2 separate regions of the Homo sapiens genome follow, and region 1 is linked to region 2. Evidence: chromatin contacts called from ENCODE Hi-C or POLR2A ChIA-PET data. All regions are on one chromosome and are shown on one strand. Each heading gives the region's core, a stretch centred on a gene start or an enhancer-like site at or near the end of the contact. The rest is flanking DNA. Distances are from core to core; before and after follow the strand shown. Region 1 overlaps CCDC146 (coiled-coil domain containing 146). Region 2 holds the start of CCDC146-AS1 (CCDC146 antisense RNA 1).

Evidence for each region. Hi-C counts contacts between places; a loop is a spot of excess contacts on that map. ChIA-PET counts read pairs that join two places held with the same protein, here RNA polymerase II (POLR2A). Pooled maps may share reads with other maps.
Region 1: a pooled map shows a loop between it and region 2 (6-fold over the local background). The contact joins the enhancer-like site here to the promoter of CCDC146-AS1 in region 2. A Hi-C loop is called at or near these places in 1 of 168 maps with a recorded cell type or tissue (Panc1), 1 of 37 single-sample maps with no recorded cell type and 6 of 50 pooled maps. POLR2A ChIA-PET finds 5 or more read pairs at or near these places in 2 of 52 experiments (T-cell and activated CD4-positive, alpha-beta T cell).

What each region holds. Positions count from the first base shown.
Region 1 is chr7:77,155,848-77,163,327 of GRCh38, forward strand. All of the region lies in intron 1 of CCDC146 (coiled-coil domain containing 146), which reads left to right. The region is part of intron 1 of LOC124901678 (a long non-coding RNA gene); the gene reads right to left. Among named protein-coding and RNA genes, the nearest start is that of CCDC146, 37 kb to the left of the region's middle. Within about 2 kb of position 1,749, at least 4 of the 41 ENCODE cell types and tissues checked have a DNase peak (open chromatin) inside an H3K27ac peak, as active enhancers do.
Region 2 is chr7:77,243,405-77,250,777 of GRCh38, forward strand. CCDC146-AS1 (CCDC146 antisense RNA 1) reads right to left here and starts at 5,304. Exons shown (of 2, transcript XR_007060387.1): 1 at 1,922-5,304. The region is part of intron 4 of CCDC146 (coiled-coil domain containing 146); the gene reads left to right. RefSeq lists a silencer at 3,902-3,951.

The sequences.
Region 1 (7,480 bases), core at 499-2,998, 91 kb before region 2:
GCCCCATCATGAGCCCACATGTTATACCTACTCAGAAATGAGTAATACAGAGCTTGTTTTGATTATGTAGGTTTCCGAGAAAAAAGGGAAAAAATATATAAGATGCTTTAAAGAGAGAGTGAGGATCTTTTCTTGGGTCTGTGCTTGGGGTATGGTAGGAATGGGCAAAGGAAAGCAAGGGGATGGTGAAATGAAGGAGAAGGCCTAGAGCTCTCTCAGCACCCTTCCATCCTCGGGAGGGGTGCTGATTCTGTAATAGAGACTTGGGTTCTCCACCATCATGTTGCAATTAACAGATTCCTCATGGATTACACATGCGTATAATCTAAGAGGTAACTGTTTAACATGTCTGAACATTAACTTTAAAGGCCAGATATGCACTTGAAGCTTTCTTTCAGAGTTTTGCTATTTGTGCGTTTGTGTGGTTTTAATTGAAGGTAGTTCAAACCCCATTGTTACTTTAACACTTCAATTATGAGGCAATTTTTATCTGTACATATTTACTGCAAGAGTTTTCATTTTTCCTTTAAGATTCTTTTTGTTTTTCCTGTAGGACTCTTTTCTTTTCAGGATTCTTTTTTCGAAAGTCCTCTTTATCATTCCTTTTAGGAAAAAAAAAAATGTTGTGATTTGATTTGTTGGGTCTTTGAATAACATTTTTACTTTCTTTTTTAAAAAAAGCATCTCCATAAATATATATACCTACTATGTACCCACAAAAATAAAAATAAATAAAATAAAATATGTATCTATATCTTAAAAAATGTTTCAAGTCTAACATTGTCTTTGTATGGTAAAAATGAGCATTGTATAATTGTACTTAGAATATAAAATCTAGGCAGGAATAACTGCAATCATTTTATCTGTGGCTTTTAGGACTATTAAGTTAGTTCCATCTGATTTTGTTGTTGTTGTTGTCCATTAAATGGATCTGAGGTATGCCTCATGTCAGATTGGCTGCCCAATATTCTGAGCCTGTCATATAGTGGACCGGAGGCCCCATAGGATGAGCCTTAAATTTTATAGACTTTTTATGTTATCTCCAAAAGATAATATACATATAATTACCAGAGATACACTGACAGAATTGAAGGCACTTGTCATACAACTTTATACCACAATTTTTGTAACCCTGTTTTGAAGTTTCTATGTTTTTTAACATGTTAGGAAACTAAAACAAAACAAAACAAAAAAATGGAAGTGTCCCAGAGTTCTCCCTTCCTCCAAGGGGTCAGCTCTGAGTTCCTGTAGAAACATGTTGTAATTAACCTTGTAGAGCAATGGGCTGCTGGGGGAAGGAGCACCCAATCTTATCTTCAGGGCAGTCAGAAGAGCCAAGTCACAAAAAAGAACACTCAGGTTCTGTGTGGGACTAGGAGAGAAATAAATCATGTTCAACTTTACATTACACCCTGCTGTTTCTAAAATGAGCAAAACCTGTGCTTGTTCAATGATGAGTAATATTGAAAGACCGTGTGGTTTTCTGCTACAGCTTTCTTGAAGCATTGCCATTTTATTGTCCAAAAGTCACATTGTTTGTGTATCCTGCCCCATTCTCTGGAGCATGCAGTATTTGGTTTTTACACATGCTCCTTGTAACTATCTAGAAATGTTTCCTTAATAATTCAAAATCAAAACAAAATGATGATCACCTATGTTTCATTTGAAGAAGAGGAATTACTGATGTGTATTACAAAACAAGGGGTACCCTGCAATGTTTATTGCTTAATTATTCTTTGTGAAGCTTCCTATTTTGGCTTATTCATGTCTTCTGCTTTCTTAAAATCCCCTTAAGGCCACATCCTCTTCTCTTCAGACTCCTACAGCATCTCATGGTACTGCCTTGCCTCCTTCCAGTGGGGGCTGCTTCTCTGCAGAACTTGCTATGCCAGTGGTGCTCCCTGTAAGTGTGCAGTGTGTGGCCACCCTGTTTCTGTGGTCCAAGTTATCATAGCACCAATTTCAGTTAAAACGTTTAGAATTTTATGTCTGTGATTTTTTGATTAACTTGTCTTGCTGCCAGTCTCTGCGTCCCCTAAGGTCAGGAACCTTGTCTGGTCTTGCTCACCATGGTACCTATCTCCTACCCATAGCACAGTGGCTGGGTCCCAGCCTCCAGATTGTTTCCTTGCCTCTAAATTCACACATTTTCCAAGCCATTCTTCTCAGCAATATTGTCAGCAATATCTTTACAACTCTGCCATGGCTCCCAATGCCTAGAGTTCAAGTCCCAAATTCCAGGCTACCAGTTACTTTTTCAGCCCTATCTACTCTCCTAAGAACGTTGCTTTTTATTTGGGCTTATTTTACCTCAGCTTATGTGACAGAGAACTAGTTCTTTCCCTGCCTTACTTTCTCTTCAGATTATACATTGTTTGCATATTTGTAAATTCTTTATAGGAAAACTCAATAAATATTTATTTAATTGATTTAGGCATTCTGGAGATATAAGTCTCTAGAATTACCATACCTGATGGCTATGTAGTTCTTCCTATGCCAGGAATTTAAGGTGTTATATTAAACATTCTCTGTTCATATCACCGTAGCCTGAGAATATACTTTATTCTATTATTTTATTTACAGCTGTCAATCATATTGCCTGCAATATGGAACTATTAATACAATGGGCTTTGCAATCCTATATATTAACTGTCTTTGGATATTTATTGTTTTTTTTTGTTTTTTGTTTTGAGACAGAGTTTCACTCTGTTGCCCAGGCTGGAGTGCAGTGGCGCTATCTCGGCTCACTGCAACCTCTGCCTTCCAGGTTCAAACGATTCTCCTGCCTCAGCCTCCTGAGTAGCTGGGATTACAGGCGCCCACCACCATGCCCGGCTAATTTTTGTATTTTTAGTAGAGACGGGGTTTCACCATGTTGGCCAGGCTGGTCTCTAACTTCTGACCTCGTGATCCGCCCACCTCCACACCACAAAGTACTGGGATTACAGGCGTAAACCACTGCGCCCAGCCAGATATTTGTTTTATCCATTAAACTTTGTTATCTGGTTAAGTCCTTTCCTGCCTATTTAATTAGATTAATTAGTGTTTTTTTGTTTTAATTCACACAGACTTTTTTATATTTGCCTCTGTTGGGTTTTCTTTCACTACTCATTCTCCCTGTCTTTCCTTTTTTAAAAAAACACGTTATTGAGGTATGGTTGATGTATAAAATACTGTACATATTTAATGTATACATCTCAATGAGTTTGGGGATAAGTATACATCCATGAAACCACCAACCATCATCAATCTCATAAACATATCTATCACCATCCAAAGTTTTATCCACCCCCTGTATTATTATTTTTGTTGCTGCTTTATCATAAGATCTAATCTCTTAGTAATTTTAAGTATACAATAGGGTATTGTTAGCTACAGGCACTATGCTGTCTAGTAGATCTTCAAAACTTATTTATCTTGCATAGCTGAAATTTTGTACTCTTTAACTATTACTCCCCAGTTTCTCCTACCCCAAGTCCCTGGCAACCACCATCCCACTCTGCTTCTATGAGTTTGACTGCTTTAAGTTCCATATATAAGTGAGATCATATAGTATTTGTATTTCTCTGTCTGCCTAAATATTTCATTTTCTATCCATGATGTTGCAAATGGCAGAATTTCCTTTCCTGTGGCTGTAAAATGTTCCATTGTATACATATATCGCAATTTCTTTGTCCATTCATATGTCCATGGAAATTTATGTTGTTTCCATATCTTGGCTTTTGTAAATAGTGATGAAATGAACGTGGGAGTGCCAATATCGCTTCGAGATCCTGATTTCGATTCATTTGGATATATAACCAGAAGAATTGCTGGATAATAAGGAAGGTTTATTTTTTACTTTTTGAGGAAACTTCATACTGTTTTCTATAATGGTTTACCAACTTACCTTCCCACTAACAGTGTACAAGGGTTCCTTTTTCTTCACATTCTTATCAACAATTACTATCTTTTGTTGCCATTGCTTTTGGTGTTTTAGACATGAAGTCCTTGCCCATGCCTATGTCCTGAATGGTAATGCCTAGGTTTTCTTCTAGGGTTTTTATGGTCTTAGGTCTAACGTTTAAGTCTTTAATCCATCTTGAATTAATTTTTGTATAAGGTGTAAGGAAGGGATCCAGTTTCAGCTTTCTACATATGGCTAGCCAGTTTTCACAGCACCATTTTTTAAATAGGGAATCCTTTCCCCATTGCTTGTTTTTCTCAGGTTTGTCAAAGATCAGATAGTTGTAGATATGCGACGCTATTTCTGAGGGCTCTATTCTGTTCCATTGATCTATATCTCTGTTTTGGTACAAGTACCATGCTGTTTTGGTTACTGTAGCCTTGTAGTATAGTTTGAAGTCAGGTAGCGTGATGCCTCCAGCTTTGTTCTTTGGGCTTAGGATTGACTTGGCGATGTGGGCTCTTTTTTGGTTCCATATGAACTTTAAAGTAGTTTTTTCCAATTCTGTGAAGAAAGTAATTGGTAGCTTGATGGGGATGGCATTGAATCTATAAATTACCTTGGGCAGTATGGCCATTTTCATGATATTGATTCTTTCTACCCATGAGCATGGAATGTTCTTCCATTTGTTTGTATCCTCTTTTATTTCCTTGAGCAGTGGTTTGTAGTTCTCCTTGAAGAGGTCCTTCACGTCCCTTGTAAGTTGGATTCCTAGGTATTTTATTCTCTTTGAAGCAATTGTGAATGGGAGTTCACTCATGATTTGGCTCTCTGTTTGTCTATTATTGGTGTATAGGAATGCTTGTGATTTTTGCACATTGATTTTGTATCCTGAGACTTTGCTGAAGTTGCTTATCAGTTTAAGGAGATTTTGGGCTGAGACCATGGGGTTTTCTAGATATACAATCATGTCATCTGCAAACAGGGACAATTTGACTTCCTCTTTTCCTAATTGAATACCCTTTATTTCCTTCTCCTGCCTAATTGCCAATGGGATCTAATTAAACTAAAGAGCTTCTGCACAGCAAAAGAAACTACCATCAGAGTGAACAGGAAACCTACAAAATGGGAGAAAATTTTTGCAACCTACTCATCTGACAAAGGGCTAATATCCAGAATCTACAATGAACTCAAACAAATTTACAAGAAAAAAACAAACAACCCCATCAAAAAGTGGGCGAAGGACATGAACAGACACTTCACAAAAGAAGACATTTATGCAGCCAAAAAACACATGAAAAAATGCTCTCCATCACTGGCTATCAGAGAAGTGCAAATCAAAACCACAATGAGATACCATCTCACACCAGTTAGAATGGCAATCATTAAAAAGTCAGGAAACAACAGGTGCTGGAGAGGATGTGTAGAAATAGGAACACTTTTACACTGTTGGTGGGACTGTAAACTAGTTCAACCATTGTGGAAGTCAGTGTGGTGATTCCTCAAGGATCTAGAACTAGAAATACCATTTGACCCAGCCATCCCATTACTGGGTATATACCCAAAGGACTATAAATCATGCTGCTATAAAGACACACGCACACGTATGTTTATTGTGGCATTATTCACAATAACAAAGACTTGGAACCAACCCAAATGTCCAACAATGATAGACTGGATTAAGAAAATGTGGCACATATACACCATGGAATACTATGCAGCCATAAAAAATGGTGAGTTCATGTCCTTTGTGGGGACATGGATGAAATTGGAAATCATCATTCTCAGTAAACTATCACAAGAACAAAAAACCAAACACCGCATATTCTCACTCATAGGTTGGAATTGAACAATGAGAACACATGGACCCAGGAAGGGGAACGTCACACTCTGGGGACTGTTGTGGGGTGGGGGGAGGGGGGAGGGATAGCTTTAGGAGATATACCTAATGCTAAATGACGAGTTAATGGGTGCAGCACACCAGCATGGCACATGTATACACATGTAAGTAACCTGCACATTGTGCACATGTACCCTAAAACTTAAAGTATAATAATAATAAAAGAAAAAAAAATTACTATCTTTTGTTTTTTCAATCATAGCCATCCTAACAGGTGTGAGGCGACATCTTATTGTGGTTTTGATTTGCATTTCCCCAGTGGTTGGTAATGTTGATGACCTTTTTATGTACTTGTTGGCCATTTGTATGTTTTCTTCGGAAAAATGTCTATTCAGCTCCATTACCCATTTTTTAATGGGATTATTTGAGTTGTTGCTATTCAGTTGTATAAGTTCCTTGTATGTTTTGGATGTTAACCCCTTGTCACATATATAGTTTGCAAATATTTCCTCCTATTCCATAGGTTGCCTTTTCATTTTGTTGATTGTTTCTTTTGCTGTGCAGAAGTTTTTTAGTTGGATGTCATCTCACTTTATTTTTCCTTTTGTTGCCCATGCTTTTGGTGTCATATCCAAAATATAATCACTAAAACCAATGTCAAGGACTTTTTTCCTATGTTTTCTTCTAGGAGTTTTATGCTTTCAGATCTCATGTTTAATTCTTTAATCTAGTTTGAGTTAACTTTTGTGTGTGATGTAAAACAAGGGCCTGATTTCATTCTTTGGCATGTGGCTATCCAATTTCCCTAACACCCTGTATTGAAGAATCTATGTTGTGCATTCTTGACATCCATGCCAAAAATTACTTGACTGTATATGCATTGGTTCATTTCTGGGCTCTCTATTTTGTTCCATTGGTCTTTTATTTTTATTTAATGCCAGCACCATACTGTTTTGATTACTATAACTTTGTGCTACAATTTGAAATCAGAACATGTGATTTTTTCTAGCATTGTTGTTCCTGCCTAAGGTGGGTTTGGCTATTTGGGGTCTTTTATTGTTCCATATAAATTTTAGGATTTTTTTTTCTATTCCTGTGAAAAAAGTGCCATTGGAATTTTATAGGGATTGCATTGAACCTGTAGATTGCTTTGTATAGTAAACCATTTTAACAATATTAATTCTTCTAATCCATAACATGGGATACCTTTCCATTTATTTATGTCTAATTTCTTTCACCATAGTTTTATAGTTTCCAGTGTACAGATCTTTCATGTCCTTGGTTAAATGTATGCCTAAGTATTTTTATTCTAAAGGTTAAAGTTTTTCTGATGATCTCTATCAGAACTCTGTTGTAGTGTCTTTTAGTTGCTTCCCTGTGCAAATACTTTACTTGCTCTAAAATATTTAGAATGTTTTCAGAATAATAGAGATTGAAAACTTTAGCAAACTGAAGAATTTGTACAGATTCAGCATGGTACTTATCATTTGTTGCCTAGGTAAGCTGCATCATATTTAAAGGTGCAGTGCTCTGAGAAATTGTCTGAACCTAAGTTTTCAAAGTTAATACCATCTTGATTATAAAGATTTCAAGGCCAGGCGTGGTGGCTCATGCCTGTAATCCCAGCACTTTGGGAGGCCAAGACAGGTGGATCACCTGAGGTCAGGAGTTCAAGACCAGCATGGCCAACATGGTGAAACCCTGTCTCTACTAAAAATACAAAAATTAGCTGGGTGTGGTGGCACACGCTTGTA
Region 2 (7,373 bases), core at 4,054-6,553:
TCTCAAATATTAACAGCTCAAGAACAAGCTTATTTTCATAAAAGTAATGGTGATGCCAAAAGAAATACCAGTAAAGAATGAAGGGCTATGCATTTCATTGGCTTAACATATTTAGTATCACAGTCATGCACCACATAATGGTGTTTCAGTCAACAATGGACTGTCTATATGGTGGTGGTCCCGTAACATTATAATGAAGCTGAAAATTTACTTTTGCCTAGTATTTACTATTCGATACATTTTATTTTTATTTTGGAGTGTACTCTTTCTACTTATGAAAAAAATATTAACTGTAAAACAGCCTCAGGCAGGTCCTTCAGGAGGTATTCCAGAAAAAGGCATTGTTATAGGAGATAACAGCTCCTAAATACCTGCCAGTGGGACAAGATGTGGAGGCAGAAAATAATGACTTTGATGCTGACCCTGTGTAGGCCTAGGCTAATGTGTGTGTTTATGTCTGTTTTTGTTATTTTTATTGTTGTTGTTTGTTTTGAGACAGAGTCGTGCTCTGTCGCCCAGGCTGGAGTGCAGTAGTGCAATTTTGGCTCACTGCAACCTCCACTTGCTGGGTTCAAGCAATTCTCTGCCTCAGCCTCCTGAGTAGCTGGGATTACAGATGCCCACCACCATGCCCAGCTAATTTTTGTATTTTTAGTAGAGACGGGATTTCACCATCTTGGCCAGGGTGGTCTTGAACTCCTGTATGTCTTTGTTTTTAACAAAAATGTAAAAGTAAAAAGAAATTTAATTAAAAACCTTACATAATAAGAATACAAAGGAAGAAAATATTTTTACACAGCTCTACAATGTGTTTGTATTTTAAGCTGTGTTATGAGTCAAAAGCTGAAAAAAGTAAATTTTGTAAAGTAAAAAAGTTACAGTAAATTTATTATCAAAGAAAAATATTTTTTATAAATGTAGCCTAAGTGTACAGTGTTTATAAGGTCTACAGTAGTGTAAGTAATGTCCTAGGTCTTCACATTCACTCACCACTCACTCACTCACCCACTGACTCACCCTGAGCAACTTCCAGTCCTGCAACCTCCGTTCATGGTAAGTGCCCTAGACAGGTGTACCATTTTTTATCTTTTATGCCATATTTTTACTGTGTGTATTCTTTGTTTAGATACACAAACACTTATTGTGTTACAATTGCCTACAGTACTCAGTCCGGTAACCTGCTATGCAGGTCTATAGCCTAGGTGCAGTAGGCTTTACCACATAGCCTAGATGTGTAGTAGGCTACACCACATAGGTTTGTGTAAGTGCACTCCGTGATGTTCACACAATGATGAAGTTGCCTAACGACGCGTCTCTCAGAATATATTCCCATTGTTAAGCAGCACATGACTGCACATGACACAGAAACCAATTCCCTCCACACCCTCCCACTGACCTCCTTCCCCTGGAAAAAGTAGATATTTCCATCCCCACATAAAAATAAAGAGATGAAGCTAATGAGAGAAAACTATTCATCCACATATACAGATGATATTTGTCAGACCAGCACAACAAACTCTTATTGAGTTTCTAGATAATAGAAGCCCAAATAACTAGCACTCCTCCACCCCAATATCTTCAGGAACTTCTGAATCATTGGCAACTACTAAGAACAACTTATTTTTCAAATACTCTAGAGAAAGGATTTTACTGTGTAATTTTGTCAATTTTTTTGTGTATGTTCACATAACATAAATCTTTTAATGTTAATAAATCTAATTATCTGGTTGGTTGGTTGGTTAGTAATTAAATCTATGTTGCAGTAGTTTCTGTTTCTGGATTAATATTTATGACTTGATAAGTATGCAGTTCAGGAAATAATATGTAATCTATTTAAAGTTAAATTAATACATTGTAAATCCATAATAAAGTAATTAAATACAGTTGAGCTTACTTTTTGAAACAAAACAGGAGTACTTACCTCTCTAAACAGTTTGAAAAGATTTTTCAGTACTCTCTTCAACCTTTGCCTTGCCTTGATTGTGTTACCTTTTGGGGCTTCCCTGTTTTCTAGTAATTCCTAAAATTTTACAGCAAATACGTTGCGTCTTTCATGCAAAATCTGACACATTCTGACCAGTCTTGGTCAGTTGGGGGAAACAAGGCTGTGGTGAGCTGGCACTGTCTGTTGCACTGTGAACCCGGAGAGTGGGAACACTCAGGCCGCACACGTGCAGGGCTGTCCTGACGTGACCCTGACCTTGGTGACTGTCTACTCTCCCGTGGCTGGTTCCTGTGGTCCTTGTTGCACATTCAGGGTTTATTAGTTGTTTTCCATTCTTGGTCCAGTGCTGATAGCAAAGTTGGAACCAAGAAACAACAGATCTGGTAACAAAGGAAAGGAGGAATGATCTTAGCAACACATCTGGAATTCCAGAAAATTAGAATGTGACAGAAGAGGCATGTAGGTACTCAGGAGTAGTCACAAGGAAAAACTCATAGCTAGAACAGATTTTACCTTAACTTAAAAAAAAAAAAAAGTTTGCTCTTCTGTGGCAACAAATATCTTAAAAGAACTAACTTAGTTAGAACAGGTTTCTCTGAATGTGTTTCTCATTACTCAAAAAGAAGCACCTGAGACACTTGTTTGAAAGGAAGATCCCATCCAAAAAGTAATGATTATGATTTTTGCCCCAGCCCACCGCCCCCACCCAAAGTGACATTTGCTTATGTGACTCTGACTCACATTATAGTTAGAGGACCGTGGGTTCCAAAGGTGGTTCTCAGCCCTGACTGGTCAGTCACCAGAGTCTCCTCTCAGTGATCATTCAGTCTATGCATAAACACTTCCAGTGACAGGAAGCTCTCAGCCTCCCACAGAGGCTCACGCCAACTTTGGAAATGCTCCTACACTTAAATGGTTGTTGGATTTGTTTATAAACCTACCTTCTTGCAACTTTCACCCATCCATGCTGTTTCTACTTCTGTGGTGAATGATGCCTCTCACACATGTCAGCATATCGGGCTTCCTGCATTATCTCTTCACCCATAGATCCTTAAAACCAAAAGCCTTTTGACGTTGCTTTAGAAAGGAAGTAAATCCTAAGGAGCTTTGATGTTGAAGCACCCCTTAGTCAGGAAAGCTGAAAAATGTCAGATTTAAGTTTTAATGCAAGTTTGAAAGGTTAGGAGTTAATACATACCAGGAGGCATAGAAACAGAAACATGTTTTTGCCCCAGTAATCCCATGCAAAAGTGATAACCCAAAAGGAGAGAAAAAGATATAATGCATAAAGATATTGATATTTATGAAAGTGAAAAATTGGAAGCAATCTGAATTCTCAAAAAATGTGGAATATTTAAATAATGCATTCCAGAAATACCTTGTTACTGAACCTCTGTAGTCAGAGCGGTATTTGTGTGTCAGTTTAGCTTTGACTGTGTGACTTTGGAAAAGTTGCTTAACTCCTCAGTTTCTTCATTTGTACAACAAAAATCACAATTCCTACTTAGCAAGGTTGTGAATTTTAGATATGATAAATTTAAAGCACCTGGCACACAGTATGTTCAGTATATGATAAATAATACTTAAGATTATTTTATTATGGTATATCTACCCAGTAGAAAACCTTGTAAATAGCTATTATTATAAAGTCTGTTTAGCAACTTAGGAAAATATTTTAATTAAATGTTAGGTAAAAATGGATTCAACCACACATATACATTTAAAATAAGTTTATTAAAAGATAACAGGGAAAATAAAAATGATCAACCATGTGTGATGGAGTAGGATTATAATCTTTAAAAATAGAAAAATACATTCCTTTTAGAGGAAATAAGTCAGTATTTCCTAATAAAAAAAGAAAAATGTATCATAGAAATGTAAGTTTTAAATGTCCTAAAGAATTAGTCATTTTATGTTTGTTTAAACATAAAAATATACTTAAAGGAAAGACCATAAGTCACATCTTGTGAAAGAGCTTGCTGTCACCATTTTGAAACTCAGAAATACTCAGGTTGCCTTTACAACCGAAAGATAGTAGCACACTACTACCCCCTGGTGGCAGCATGCCCGAGGTGTAGGATCAATACCTGGGAAGTAAAATACCACTAATGTATATGCAAGCTCTAAAAGCAAAGGCATAACTATTTAAAGATCTAAACTCAGCTTCAATTTGTGGTCTAGACAACTAATCTATATTAAATTCAATGTGACACATGTATTACAAAATTCATCTACATTATTGCAAATAAAATGTCAAAAATAACATAATCCCATTAAAAAGTAGGCAAAGGACATAAATAGACATTTTTCAAAAGCAGACAAATGGCTAAGAATCAAATGAAAAAAGTTCATCACTAATCAGAGAAATGCAAATTAAAACCACAATGATATATCATTTTATACCAGTCAGAATAGCTATTATTAAAAAGATAAAAAATAAGATGTTGGCGGAGTGCTGAGTAAAGGGAACACTTATACATTGTTGCTAGGAATGTGATTGGTACAAGCTCTATGGAAAACAGCATGGATATTTCTCAAAGAACTAAAAATAGAACTACTAATCCATCTGGCAATCCTACTATTGGCTATATACCCAAGAAAAAGAAATCATATCCAAAAGATACCTGCGCTCATATGTTTATTGCAACACTATTCACAATAGCAAAGATAAGGCATCAACCTAAGTGTCTGTCAAGAGATTGGATAAAGAAAATGTGACATATATATACAATGGAATACTATTCAGTCATAAAATGAAATCATGTATTTTGCAGTAATATGGATGGAACTGAAGGCCGTTATCTTAAGTGAAAAAAACTCACAAACAGAAAGCCAAATACCACATGTTCTCATAAGTGGGAGCTAAGTAATGTGTACACGTGGACGTAGAGTGTGGACTAGTAGATACTGGAGACTTAGAAGGGTGGGAGGACAGAAGGAGGGTGAAGGATGAGAAATGACTTAATGGGTATACATGTATATAATTTGAGTGATGGTTGTACCAAAAGCCCTGACGTCACCACACTGCAATATATCCATGTAACAAAACTGCACTTGTATCCCTTAAATGTATACAAATGAGAAAACCTGGTGTGCATGTGCTTTTAGCTCATGTTCCTAGATCTATGGACTAGTGGGATCTGGTTATTTGTTATAACCAGTGGACATAATTGTCTGTGTATTCATTTATTTCATATGATTTTCCAAGTGTGATCAATACAAACTTTAAAATCTTTCCATATCGGGAAATCATATGACTTCTTTGGCACTTAATAGTTAGTCATTAAATAAAGAATAGCAAGAAAAATGAAAAATATTTCTCTAGATTTCTTCAGGAAATCTGGTCAATAAAACAGTTCAAAATACGGTTATTGGAAGAAACACGCAATTATATCGAACTCATTTTGTTTAGAACATTCAAGCTATTTGAAGCAATTTCCAAAATGTCATTCTAGCATCGTGTCCTCTCATCTTATTAGTTAAAATAAAAATATAAACTTTTTTTGTATTTTCTCATGAATAAGTGAACAAAACCATATGTTCCCATTCACTGTCTGTACTTTCTAATGTTTTTATTTCTTTTGTTTGTTAATCTCAATTTACAATGATGACTGGCTTTTAGAAAAACTGACATTTCTTTCTATAGATGCCAAGTATATCCAATTGATTGATGGGATTATTGAGTTTGACTATGTCCTTAACTGATCTTCTGACTTCTGGATCTGTGCACTTTTGATAGAGGGATGTTGAAGTCTCCAGCTGTGAGAGTGGATTCATCTACTTCTCCTTGCACTTCTATCAGTTTTGCCTCATGTATTTTGATGTTCTGTTGTTAGGTGCAAATATATTAAGAATCCACTGGCCGGGCGCTGTGGCTGTCACCTGTAATCCCAGCACTTTGAAAGGCTGAGGCAGTCAGATCACGAAGTCGAGATCAAGACCATCCTGGCCAACATGGTGAAACCCTGTCTCTACTAAAAATACAAAAATTAGCTGGGCGTGGTGGTGCACACCTGTAGTCCCAGCTACTCGGGAGGCTGAGGCAGGAGATTCTCTTGAACCCAGGAGGCGGAGGTTGCAGTGAGCCGAGATCGCACCACTGCACTCCAGCCTGGCGACAGATTGAGACTCTGTCTCAAAAAAAAAAAAAAAAAAAAAGAATTCATTAGGTCTTCTCAGAGGATTGACTCTTTTATCATTATATAATGCCCCTCTTTGTCTCTGATAACTTTTTCTTGCTCTGAAGTTCGTTCTGTCTGAAATTAATTTAGTGACTCATCTTTTTTTAATGTTAGCATGGCATATCTTTCTCTATCCATTTACTTTTAATATATATGTGTCTTTATATTTAAACTGGATTATTGGCAAACACAGCATATAATTTGAGTCTTGTTTTTGTTTGTTTGTTTTTCTTTTTGGATCCATTGTGACAATCTTTTAACTGACATTTAAAATGATTACTGTTGTAGTTGGGTTAATATCTTCTGCCATATTTTCACTGTTCTCTATTTGTTGTGCTTGTTCTTCATTCCTGTTTTTGTTCTCTCTTTTTATGCCTTTTGTGGTTTTAACTAAGCATTTAATATAATTCCATTTTCTCTCCTTTCTTAGTATATCAGTTGTACATCTTTTTTTACTTTAAGTGGTTGCCATGGAGTTTGCAATATACATTTACAACTAATTTAAGACCATTTTCAAATAACACTATACCACTTCAAGTACTTTTTAAGTAACAAAATAGTCCTATTCCTCCTTCCTATCCCTTGTATCATTGCTGTCATTCATTTCACTTACACATGGGCATACATAAATATATATGCATATGTAATTGAATACATTGCTGCTGTTATAAATTTGAACAGTGTTATCGAGTATCTCAAGAATAAGACAAAAGCTTTTCTTTTACCTTCACTGATTCCATAGCTAATGCTCTTCATTTGTGTAGAACTGAGTTTCTGACCTATATAATTTTCCTTCCCTCTAAAGAGCTTCCTTTAACATTTCTTGCAAAGCAGGTCTATTGACAAACAAATGTCCTCAATTTTTATCTGAGAAAGGCTTTATTTCTCCTTTACTTTGGAGAATAATTTCACAAGGTACAGAGCTTTAGTTTGGTGGTTTTTTCTCTCAACACTTTAAATATTTCACTCTACTCTCTTCTTGCATGTATGGCTTCTGAGGAGAAATCGGATGTAATTCTTTGTTCCTCCATAGGTAAGTGTGTTTTTCCTGTAACTTCTCTCAGGAATTTTCATTATCTTTGACTTTCTGTAATTTACATATGATATGTCTAAGTGTTCTTTGAGCTTCCTCGATCTGTAGTTTATTTTCCTGCATTAATTTGAAGGAAATTCTCAGACATTATTGCTTCAGGAATTTCTCGTGTTCCTTTCTTTCTTCTCCTGGTATTCCTCTTATGAGTATTTAT